Regions from separate parts of the Homo sapiens genome. Here region 1 is linked to region 2. A link is a loop called in an ENCODE intact Hi-C map of the cell type or tissue named here. Cell type or tissue: GM12878. All regions are shown on one strand. Links, peaks and the distances in the headings refer to the core of each region. The heading gives the core; the rest is flanking DNA.

Evidence for each region. Hi-C counts contacts between places; a loop is a spot of excess contacts. Peaks named below come from ENCODE experiments on the same cell type or tissue, not always from the same donor. Only the 100,000 strongest peaks of a DNase experiment are listed, where the experiment ranks them.
Region 1: a loop joins it to region 2, with 3 times the contacts of the local background. A loop is called at or near these places in 1 of 110 quality-filtered maps.

Annotation. Positions count from the first base shown.
Region 1 is chr6:12,058,894-12,064,282 of GRCh38, reverse strand. The region is part of intron 2 of HIVEP1 (HIVEP zinc finger 1); the gene reads right to left. Among named protein-coding and RNA genes, the nearest start is that of HIVEP1, 49 kb to the right of the region's middle. In GM12878, for the core only: no CTCF peak of the experiment used is centred there; a DNase peak (open chromatin) is centred at 3,312; H3K4me3 peaks cover 1,490 bases; H3K27ac peaks cover 3,442 bases.
Region 2 is chr6:12,354,950-12,360,338 of GRCh38, reverse strand. No RefSeq gene overlaps it. Among named protein-coding and RNA genes, the nearest start is that of EDN1, 67 kb to the right of the region's middle. In GM12878, for the core only: a CTCF peak has its summit at 2,530; DNase peaks (open chromatin) are centred at 2,758 and 4,808; H3K4me3 peaks cover 763 bases; H3K27ac peaks cover 2,998 bases.

The sequences.
Region 1 (5,389 bases), core at 283-5,282, 300 kb after region 2:
ACTTTAGTCATTACCATTTACAAAATTTATGATACATATGCCGTTCCCACTATAGGGATGCATTGCTTCCAGAAATCCGTAAACTTCAAAATTGTGACTCAAAAACACTGAGTCACAATACATTAAAAAAAATTTATTTGGTGTCCAATGAATTATTTAGTTTACAAGTAGATGCATTAGAGAAGAAAGCTCTAGGGTCAAGGCCAGAAACCTGGGTAGGAGCAAGCAACCTGGCAAGAATCCAGGAAGAGGGAATATTATATATTATACCAAGGCATGTTCCTTGCCAAAATCTGAGGTCTCTCATTTTCCAAGATCACACCTAATCTTCAAACCAAGGCAAATCATGGAAGTTTTAAATATGGGAGTCACTTGGCAGTCCCAAACTTAAGACCCAAGGTTTGCAGTGCTCAGGAAGGTCTAGGACATGCAATGATTTTTACCACTAAGAAACATATGTGAATCTCATGCATGGTGAAGCTGGTACACAAGAGGTTTCACTTGGTTGGAGAGTCAGTCTTGCAGACTGCCCAGTGACCACCTCTCAAAACCTTCACTGTTCTTTATTAAGTGCTGTCAAATGTGTAATACTCTGGCAATCCCCAAGTCCTCTGATTCTTCCTCCAAAAACCTCTCCAAGCTGCCCACTTCAGCCACCCAGATCCAAGCCCCTTCTCTCCCCAAGACATCTGCCTCTGCCTCTTTGCAGTCCTCTGCATGGCATCTGCTCCTGCCCTTCCCTGCCTTCCAACCCACCTTCCACGTGCAGCCACACCTGCCAACATGAGCCAGCTCCTCCCTCCCCACTTTCCACCAATGTCCTCATCCCAATCTTGTTTAATGCCATATAACTCCACTAGTGGTTTTTAGGTTGGGGTGATTTTGCCCCCCAAAAGGCATTTGGAAATGCCTGGAGACATCTTGGTTTACAACTGAGGGAGGAAGACTGCAATTGGCATCTAGTGGGTACAGGCCAGGGAGTCTGTCAAATATCCCGTGACACACAGGACAGTGCCCAAGACAAAGAATTATCTAGGCCAAATCATAAATGGAGCTGAGGTTGAAAAACTCTGCTAGAAATCAATAAATATTTTAATGATAACTGAAAAGCATTCAATATTACTTTAATCATATCCTCTTTATTCCTCCTTTTATTCTATTAACTATTTCCAAAAAGAGTAAAACATAATTTAGATTAGCATATTATATTTTTAAATCATGAATAATGATACGTGTTAGCAATAACTACTACTAACAGGGGAGTCTTCACATTTAGCACAAGAATGAAAGTACTCACATGTATTCTTCTAGTAAGTACCTGTGAGAAAACTAAGGCATGAAGAGGCGTAACTTCGGTCACTCAGCTAAGACAAGGAAAGCTGGGATTCCATCCCAGGACACCTGAACAGAAAGCTTTTCCCACTATGCCAGACTACACTATACTTTCAATACGCAAAATGACAGTAACGTGTGGGTGTTAGAAACTTCTCTCAGTTCAAATCCTGGTCTATCCCTTTCTTATCTTTATGACATTGAGCAAGTTACTTATAAGCCAAACCTCAGTTACCTCATCTGTAATGGGTGAGAAAATGGTACCTACCTCACAAAGTTGCATGAGATTCAGAAAAAACAAGAATAAGAATATTTAGAGTAGCACTCGGCATGTAGCTGGCACTCATTAAAGATTACTTCTTATTGTCTAACAAATACTCAAATATTTTATTCCCCATAGCCTTTTGACTTGCACGAGCAATTGAAAAAAAGAAAACCAATTTTGGCTTCCTTGCTGAATAGATGTAACTTAGAATTAATTTAAAAATTAAGAAAAATAATGAAATGTTTAATTACATCAATATCTGTATCTAATAACTCATAAATGTTTATACATTTAAATATCGTACTCAAAAGGTAAAGAAATTTAGACTTACTATACAATATTCCAAATAAAAAAGAAATGGAAGGTTTAGGAAGCCAAATAAGGTTATCATTAAAGGAATAGTTTTATATATATAATCTCTAACATGTATTAAGTAATTTCTGAAATATTTTAACTTAATGTAATAATTTCTAAGTAAATTCTAAGTAAATCTGAACATTCTACAAATTTGTTCAGTGGCACTATGTAACACCATCACCTAGATTTTACCTAACACTATACTTTTAAAAAGAAAAGATTTGGCATTCATTTCACAGATTTGACTTAGGCAACTAGTTATTCTTTAAATAAGTTGTAATATGCATTAAGCAGTCAATGACTAACAAACTGACAATGTATTATTTCACCTAAACTATTTTTGACTCTACTATAAAACAATATTAATACTTGGCTCTCATTCAAATTTCATCAGAAAACTAAGAAGTCAAGTAAGTTTCTTTATATTTGGTAAATTTAATACATCATAGGATTTCCTCACGAGAAATAGATTTTTACTTAGAAATTTTTTTTAAACTGTAGCTTGGTGTTTAAGTTAAAATTACCAATCACATTTATTTTTAAACAAAGGCAATATCCACAATGATATCCACAAGAAAACAAAAGACAAATATAATTTTCATATTCAATTTACCACTTATGTCAACAAAAGCCATAAAATGATCATACTATAAACTTGTTAGCAATTTTCTATTTGATATAAAAGTATTTCCAATAAAATATACTATAACAATGATCAAAATTCTCAAAATTCATCTCTTCAGATATAAGCATTTTATCTACAAAACATGCAAGTGATTTTCTTCTACATTTTATGCAGAAAAAAATCTTCTAACTTTCATTGTTTCGTTTTTCTTCTATTAGCCAGCTACACCACTCTGTAATATCTGTATAACAATGATACCAGGTTAGTAACACAGTCATTTCTGGTTACAGTTTAACCTACCATATTAGATTTTTCTGAGTGTATTAGTCCCACAGTAATTTATTTGACCTGCTATTGATGTCATTTACCTATATGCAAACGTGCCAATTGAAGTTAGTCTCTTTTTATAACCAGGGTGTACATTTGGTTTAATTGTTTAAACTCTTTTCATCAAATCACATCAAGTGTAGGAAATCGCATCAAAGGGTGGGAACACACACAACATTACAATCCTTTCATTTCACATAGAGAATCCACAGGCACTTGCACAAACACATCCGTCACACCCAGGGGTATGTGCACAGTCACGTTACCAGCCATGACAGGTCGGCCATCCCCATTATCTGTGCCGCCGCGGCACACCTGAGCTCCCTGCCCCTTCACGTCACATCTAGGAGCAGCTCTAAGGCAGACTCTCGCTCATGGGCTGCCTCCTGGAAGTCCTCCCCCACTACCTCTCCATGGCAACCGCAGCCACAGAGAAGCCAGTCCATCTCTTACGCAAATGAAAGGAGGCCACAAATGTCAGCAGTCACAACATCCCCATTTTCCCTCCCTACTTAATTTCCTTCTTAAAGTCACAGTAATGCATTCTTCTTATTCTGCATCCGAGAGTACCTTCCCAACCGTTTAATGGCCAGGAAAGCAACTTAGGAAAATCAGAGTTAAAAATCCATCTGTGTGACCACTTACATAACATGACTGAGAATCCAAAGATGATTATGATTTGCTGAGTTTCATTTACTGACACAGTATCTCAGCAAGCCCCCTTTATGTCTCAGCATCCTAGTATTTGAGATAAGAGTCCTTTAAGATATTAACTATCCTGTAATTTGGCTTTCTTAAAAACGACAGAGAGAGAGAGGCCATCCATTATGACAGTCAAGAAACAATCAGTACTTAATATGCATTGTTTCTTTTGCAGATTCTCATTTATTTAGAAAAGTCAAGGTTTTAAAAAATATTTTTACTTTTAAACCAAATCATCAACTATCTAATTCTACAGGAGGGAAAAACTGAACAGATTATCATTCATTATTCAATTGTTATCAGGTTTAGTTTATACTGTAATTGTCTGAAGTTTTATTTCCCAGATATATATTTAAAGAAGCAAATATAATGGCTAGTTACACTTCATATGGCTACAGAGATTGGAAAGCAGATGTAAATCCCCATTAACAAAATCATGCTTACAATAACTGTTTAATATATAGATGTCAGATTTTAAAGTATGTTTTAATCCATGGGATGCACCAAAGTATCAAATTCTGTAAGTGGTTATAAACATGTGATGGTCTAATAAAAAGAATTCCAATTGAAATAGCTTGGAACAAGATACTACTGGTGAACAATATAAACGTGGTGGGTTTAATATTCTCCAAAACATGTATTCGAAATCAATTGAAATCCAAAACAGTTATGTTTACATGAAAAACAATACAAGAGAATTAGAACATTAAAAAGTACATATATATGTATACATGTATATGCATACACATTTTTTAGTTGTCCAATGAAAAGGGCAATTTAAAAACTTGAATTCTTCAGCAAAACATTTACTAAGTATCTACCAATGTGCTACGTACCCTACAGTTTAGGGACACAGAGACATGAGGCATTTTCATGGAGGGCCACTCAGAGGCAGTGGGAGCTGTACCTCAAGCAGCCCCAACCCATCCCAGCTGAGTATTCCAGGAGGCTGCCCAGAGGGACTAGAGGTGAATCTCAGGATCAAGTTTCAGTCCACAGCAGAAAAAGACTCAAGAGATTCAGGGAAAAGCATGATGGTTAGAAACAGCACAGTAGGCGAGGAGAACCCCAGGTAGGTGGCAATGCAGGGAGCACCACCGGAGGGATGTGGCAGAAGAAGCAGTCAAGATCATGGACACAGTAACGTGAAAGGAATCTAAGCCTTTATCTTGAGGTTTAGGGTTAGAGTATAGTGTTCTAGATAACACAATAACACAATCACATTACAAATTACTCAAATTATTCATTGCTGTTGGTTCTAAATGTTTAGCGGGAATCCCCACCCAACCTCTGTACCCCGCCCCCCAAAAAATGTAGGATAAGAAAGTATGAATGTTGGCTGGGCGCAGTGGCTCACGCCTGTAATTCCAGCACTTTGGGAGGCCGAGGCAGGTGGATCACTTGAGGTCAGGAGTTGGAGACCAGCCTGGCCAACATGGCAAAACCCCATCTCTTCTAAAAATACAAAAATTAGCTAGGTACAGTGGTATCAAATTCTGTAAGTGGTTATAAACATGTGATGGTCTAATAATAATAATTCCAATTGAAATAGCCTGGAACAAGATACTACTGGTGAACAATATAATGTTCAGCTATTTGGGAGGCTAAGGCAGGAGAATTGCTTGAACCTGGGAGGTGGAGGTTGCAGTGAGCCAAGATTGTGTCACTGCACTCCAGCCTGGGCAACAAACAGAGTGACACTCTGTCTCCAAAAAAGAAAAAAAAAAAAGTAAGCATGAATGTCTATGTCTATGCGTCTCACATAAAGCAGCTGTTAACTA
Region 2 (5,389 bases), core at 306-5,305:
ATGCCTCAAGGATTCTGAGCCTAGCTGCCTGGAAGAAAGATAGCACCATTTGCCAAAATGAAGATTTTAAGGAGCTACTATATGGGGCAGGAGTTTGTGAATTCTGGCAGGAAGCAGAGGATCATTTGAATAAAGTATTTAAAAGATGATTGAAGAAGTGAGATTAGCTCTTGGGAAGGGCTGTCAGGACTAGAGACAGTCTTGAAAGTCATGCCACTAAGAGAGGACAGTAGAAATTATGAGAATGAATGAGTTCTTGGGTGAAGAGTATGTAAAAAGACAAAAGTAAAATCTAGGGTGATCCCTGGGCCAGAGGTGGTGGCTCACAGCTGTTATCCGAGCATTTTGGGAAGCCAAGGCAGGACGATCGCTTAAGGCCAAGATTTTGAGACTAGACTGGGCAATAGAGTGAGATCTCATCTCTACAAATTAAAAGAAAACTTAGCTAGCATGTGGCATGTGCCTATAGTCCCAGTTACTCCAGAGGCTGAGGCAAGAGGATCGCTTGAGCCCAGGAGTCCAAGGCTGCAATGAGCTCTGATTGTGCCACTGCATTACAGCCTGGATGACAGAGTGAGAGCTCATCTCTATTAAAAGAGACAAAAGAGTGATCTTTGCATTTAGGAGGTGGGAAGAGAAGAAAATGCCAATAAAGAAAATGTAAAGTAGTCAAGGGAAGGATGAGAACCAGAATTGTGACATGATCCAGAGACTAAGAGAAAAGAGAATTTTAAGAAAAGAGCAGTCACTGATAGGAAAGGATGTGGAGAACTCAGAGAGCTTGGACAAGTTGGTTTAGATATTTGGGATCAAATGAAAGGGATTAAATGAATGAAAGCTTGAAGGGTCACCACGATCACCCATCAGCTTATCAATTTGGTATGTGTTTCTGTTTGTTTTCTTTTTCTTCAAAGAAAAGTAGATTGTTCAGGTCTTCAGCAGAGATTAAAGCCTCAACGGAGGTAAAAAAATTGAAGAGGATAAAGAAAGGAGATGAATGAGATAACAAGTTCCTGGAGGAGGCAGGATGGCAAGAGGATAGAGAATAAAAATGAGAAGTCTAGCTTTGGAAAGGAAAGTGAAACAACTGTTCCTCTAAGTCAGAAAGGAAGGATGAGGGCACATAGAGAAATATTCTCCATGGTATCGCTTCTCTACAACAGACCAGAGCTGTATTTGGAGTATTATTCAGCACCAGGGCTCTACTGTAACTTAATTCCCATGTTGGCCAACCCTGAAATAAGGTTAGGTCTAGTCTAAACGAATCTCTTATCTATGTACTATTATCCAACCATATTGACACGGAACCTTATAGATGTACTTTCCTTTTTTTATGTGAATATACTGTGTCCTTTTTTTAAAAACAGAATGATCATCCAGCTAAAACTTATATGACTCTCCAGACCCAAAGTGATATTTTTTAAAAAGTCATCACATATGAATGCAGAAATGTCCCTGATTATCTCAAAAAAAAAAAAAGAAAATGATAAAAAGCAGTAAGCAAATGAGCTATGTTCAGTGCATTTGGTTGAGAGATTTCTGAGAAGGTTGTTTACATTTGCTTCTAAATGGTGATCTCACTAATAAATTTCCTGTGGACAGAAAAGAGGCCATTAAAACAGACATTTATTCAATGTCTTACAAGTTGCACATAGGTTTCAAGTTATCATTACAGAGAGGCCTAAGGGCAAGTCAATTGGGCAGTGCGTATATTGCCTAGCGGTCTTAAAGTCTTAAGCCAGCTTGCAAAGATCTGATGAAGCCTTTTCTCAAATGGATGTTTTAAGATACATCAGTTTCTTCACTAGTCTTTTTCTGACTAATTTTTTGCTCATTTTTCTGGAATCTTGAATTATTATAAATTTTAATGTGGAAGTGCGCCAGAGCGATGCCATGAAGTCTGTTGAGTCAGAAGTATTAACCCAAGTGACAGATTTTCTCAACGGGGAGACAGGGACAGACTGGGGAAGAAGGGAATGGGGAATAGGGCCCGGGAGGGTCATCAACATTGTTTATTCATATCAAGAAAAAACTGGCCAGGTGCGGTGGCTCATGTCCATAATCCCAACAATTTGGGAGGCCAAGGTGGGAGGATCACTTGAGCCCAGGAGTTTGAGACCAGCCTGGGCAATATAGTGAGATCCCGTCTCTACAAATTCTTTTTTTAAGCCAGGTGCAGTGGCTCACACTTGTAATCCCAGCAATTTGGGGGGCCAAGGCAGGCAGATCACTTGCGGACAGGAGTTTGCGACCAGCCTGGCCAACATAGTGAAACCCCATCTCTACTAAAAATAGAAAAAATTAGTTGGTCGTGGTGGTACATGCCTGTAATCCCAGCTACTCAGGAGGCTGAGGCATGAGAACCACTTGAACCGGGAGTTGGAGGTTGCAGTGAGCTGAGATTGTACCACTGCACTTCAGCCTGGGTGACAAAGTGAGACTCTGTCTTAAAAAACAAACAAACAAACAAAAAAAGCCAGATGTGGTGGTGCATCACATGCCTGGGGTCCCAGCCTGGGCAATAGAGGGAGACTTTGTCTCAAGCAAAACAAAACAAAACAGAAAGAGTAAATTTCACCCTCCTGGTTTCTTTCTAATGTTTCCAGTCAGTGGGCTTGCTTTAACAAGTTCAAAGTTAGCTTAAAGCAATAGCTGCAATTTTTATTTCAAAATCTCTTAGCAATAATAATGCCTCCGTTTGAGGGAGATGAAGTGAAACAAACTAGAGGTTAAGAATCAGAACATCTGAATTTGATTCTAGGCTTGGATCACTTCCTCTTTTGTAACGTCAGGCCAGTGGTTCTTCCAGGCATGGGTAGACTGGACATCCTCCCTAGACGGTGAGATGAGCACCCAGCGGCATCGCCGTCGGCAAATCACTTAACCATTGTGACGTTCCATTTCCTTAACTCTATATAGAGGGAATGGAGCTCACTAGGGGTTTGGATTTCTCACTGCATATTAAAAACACCTGTGGCATCTTTTCTAAATACTGATACAGGGCCCCATCCCAGACCAGCTGAATCTGATCTCTGAGGATGGGGGATCACGCAATGGTATTTCTTTTGAGATGCTCCATCCAAGTGGTTCTAAGGTATAGCCAGAGTTTATTGTTCTTCAGGTTGAAGGTTGCTTTATACCAACCCTTCAGCATTCTAAGACTCGCTGACTCACCCCAAGGCTCACATGCCCAGGAGGAGACAAGAATTCATTCAGATGGCTTCATGCTCACTTCATGCCCACAAAATAAAAATAAAAATAAATAAGAAGGCATGGCCAAAGCAAAGTGTGTGCTTTTTTCCCTTCTTACCATTTTTTTTCAACCTAAAAAAGTTTTTGTTGAGGTATAACATTGGTACAGTTTGATGAATTTGTTTGATTGCTTGTTTTTGAGATGAGGTCTTACTATGTTGCCCAGGCCGGTCTTGAACGCTTGGGCTGAAGTGATCCTCAAGGGATCCTTGAGCCCAAGAGTTCAAGACCGGCCTGGGCAACCTAGCTGGAACTACAGGTTTATGCCATCGCACCTGGCTTGACTTTTTGCATATATACACACCCATGTAGCCACAACCCAGATCAAAATGTAGAGTATTTTCAGCCCCCACACCCCTCAGACGCTGGTCCTACTATTTTGAGAGGCTATAGGAGGACAACAGAATCTGGCAGATGCCTGTGTCCAGTGCCTGACATGTGATTTTCTAATTGTACTGTTGCATCCCACAGCTGTTCAAAATAAATACTTGGATGCAATTTTCTCATTTCTCTTGCCATTAGGTATGATGCAGAATTTGTTTTGGCTCCTGCTTGTGAAGTTATCGCACATGCTCTTTTTGTTCCTTTGGAAATCACATGCCTAATATTCCCTTTGTGTCTCAGAGATATTAATTGGATGAGCCCACTCCCCACTAGCTCTTGAGGGCAAGAACTAGTCCTATCTTTCTCACTCCTGCTGTATCTGCAGCCCCTATATGCTCATGAGCATTTGTTGCACGAAGGCTGAATAGAAGCATGGTATATGGGTAGTATAAAAAACAGTAGATGACATATTCTGTGACTTTAAGAAGTTTTTAATCATGTATATGGTGGAGGTATATTCCAAAGTTTGGTTGAGGTACATTCCAAATGCACTGGAAGCATGCTGTGAATAATTATAAAACAAAACATCGTTGGGTTCAAAATTACTTAATTTTGACTCAAATTTCAATAGACTAAAAACTTACAGGGGACAAGGAAAGCAAAATGAAGAAGTAATCAGAATGGTAGCCTAATTAAAGGAGAGTGGTTTCGTGGATGATGAGCTCAGGTCTTGAGAGATGCAGAGAGAAAAGACAAGCGAACACCCAGACTGGTGCAAAGATTCATGCAAAAATGTAAGGGCAAACATCTTGCAACACTTATGAAGTGAGGTGAAAGCACACTGAGTTGGATACAGAAAGGAGAAAATAACAGGGGAAAGAGAGAAGTTAAAAAGAAAACCAGTTGTTGGAGACCTTAAGTAATAGGCTCTAGTTTTTGGTAATGAATCGCTGGATGTGCTACAAACAGCATATGCAGGAGCTTGTTCTGGCAGCTGTGCAGAAAGCAGAGAGGAAAGCTGGATGTACAGAAATGATTAGGAGGCTGCTTTCCCAATCCAGACATGTACCAAATTGTGGGTGGTAGTAAGCAGGTACAATTAGTAATGGTAGTAATGAACATGAGAAAGAGAAGATAAAGGAGGTCAAGGTGTTCAACGTCATATTAAATATGCTGGTATTAGTCATAGAAATGGGAAATTTGGGACTGAGTGACCACCTAAGGGAGAAACTGACAGTCATACTCAGCTATTCTGTTAGCTGAGGGCATGTGAAATGCCTGGTGTTTGAGCAACACCAAAGGTAACATTCAGAATGACTGGACTGCCGTGAAACAAAAAGGCAGATAATCCCGCTCATTCCATTGCCAGGTCTGGGATATTTTGAGTCAAAAAGGCTAAAGTTGAGACTACTTAAACCCCACTTATTATCTTCTAGACATGTTTAATGTATTCATACACATGCCCTCCAGGAGACTTATGAAAGAGACAATTAGGATGCATATAGAGAAACGGGTGGGGCCACCACTTTCTGGCCAGGTAGATTGAGCCTTTGCAGCTTTAAGGTTTGGCTGGCATCTTGTCTGCAAACATTTGACTGTACCTGATTTGGTGCCATTAAAGGAAGACAACAGAGCTTCTTACAACTGCACATCAAACTTTAATAGCACTACAAGTTAGACAGTGGATGATTGTGTCCATTTAAAAGGTGCCAAATGGTTGATAACTGTGTTTATGTCTTGTTTCTAGATATGCAAGCAAAGATAAACACAATTGAAATGCATTCGTTGGGTTGGGAGCTGATCACCGGCTAGA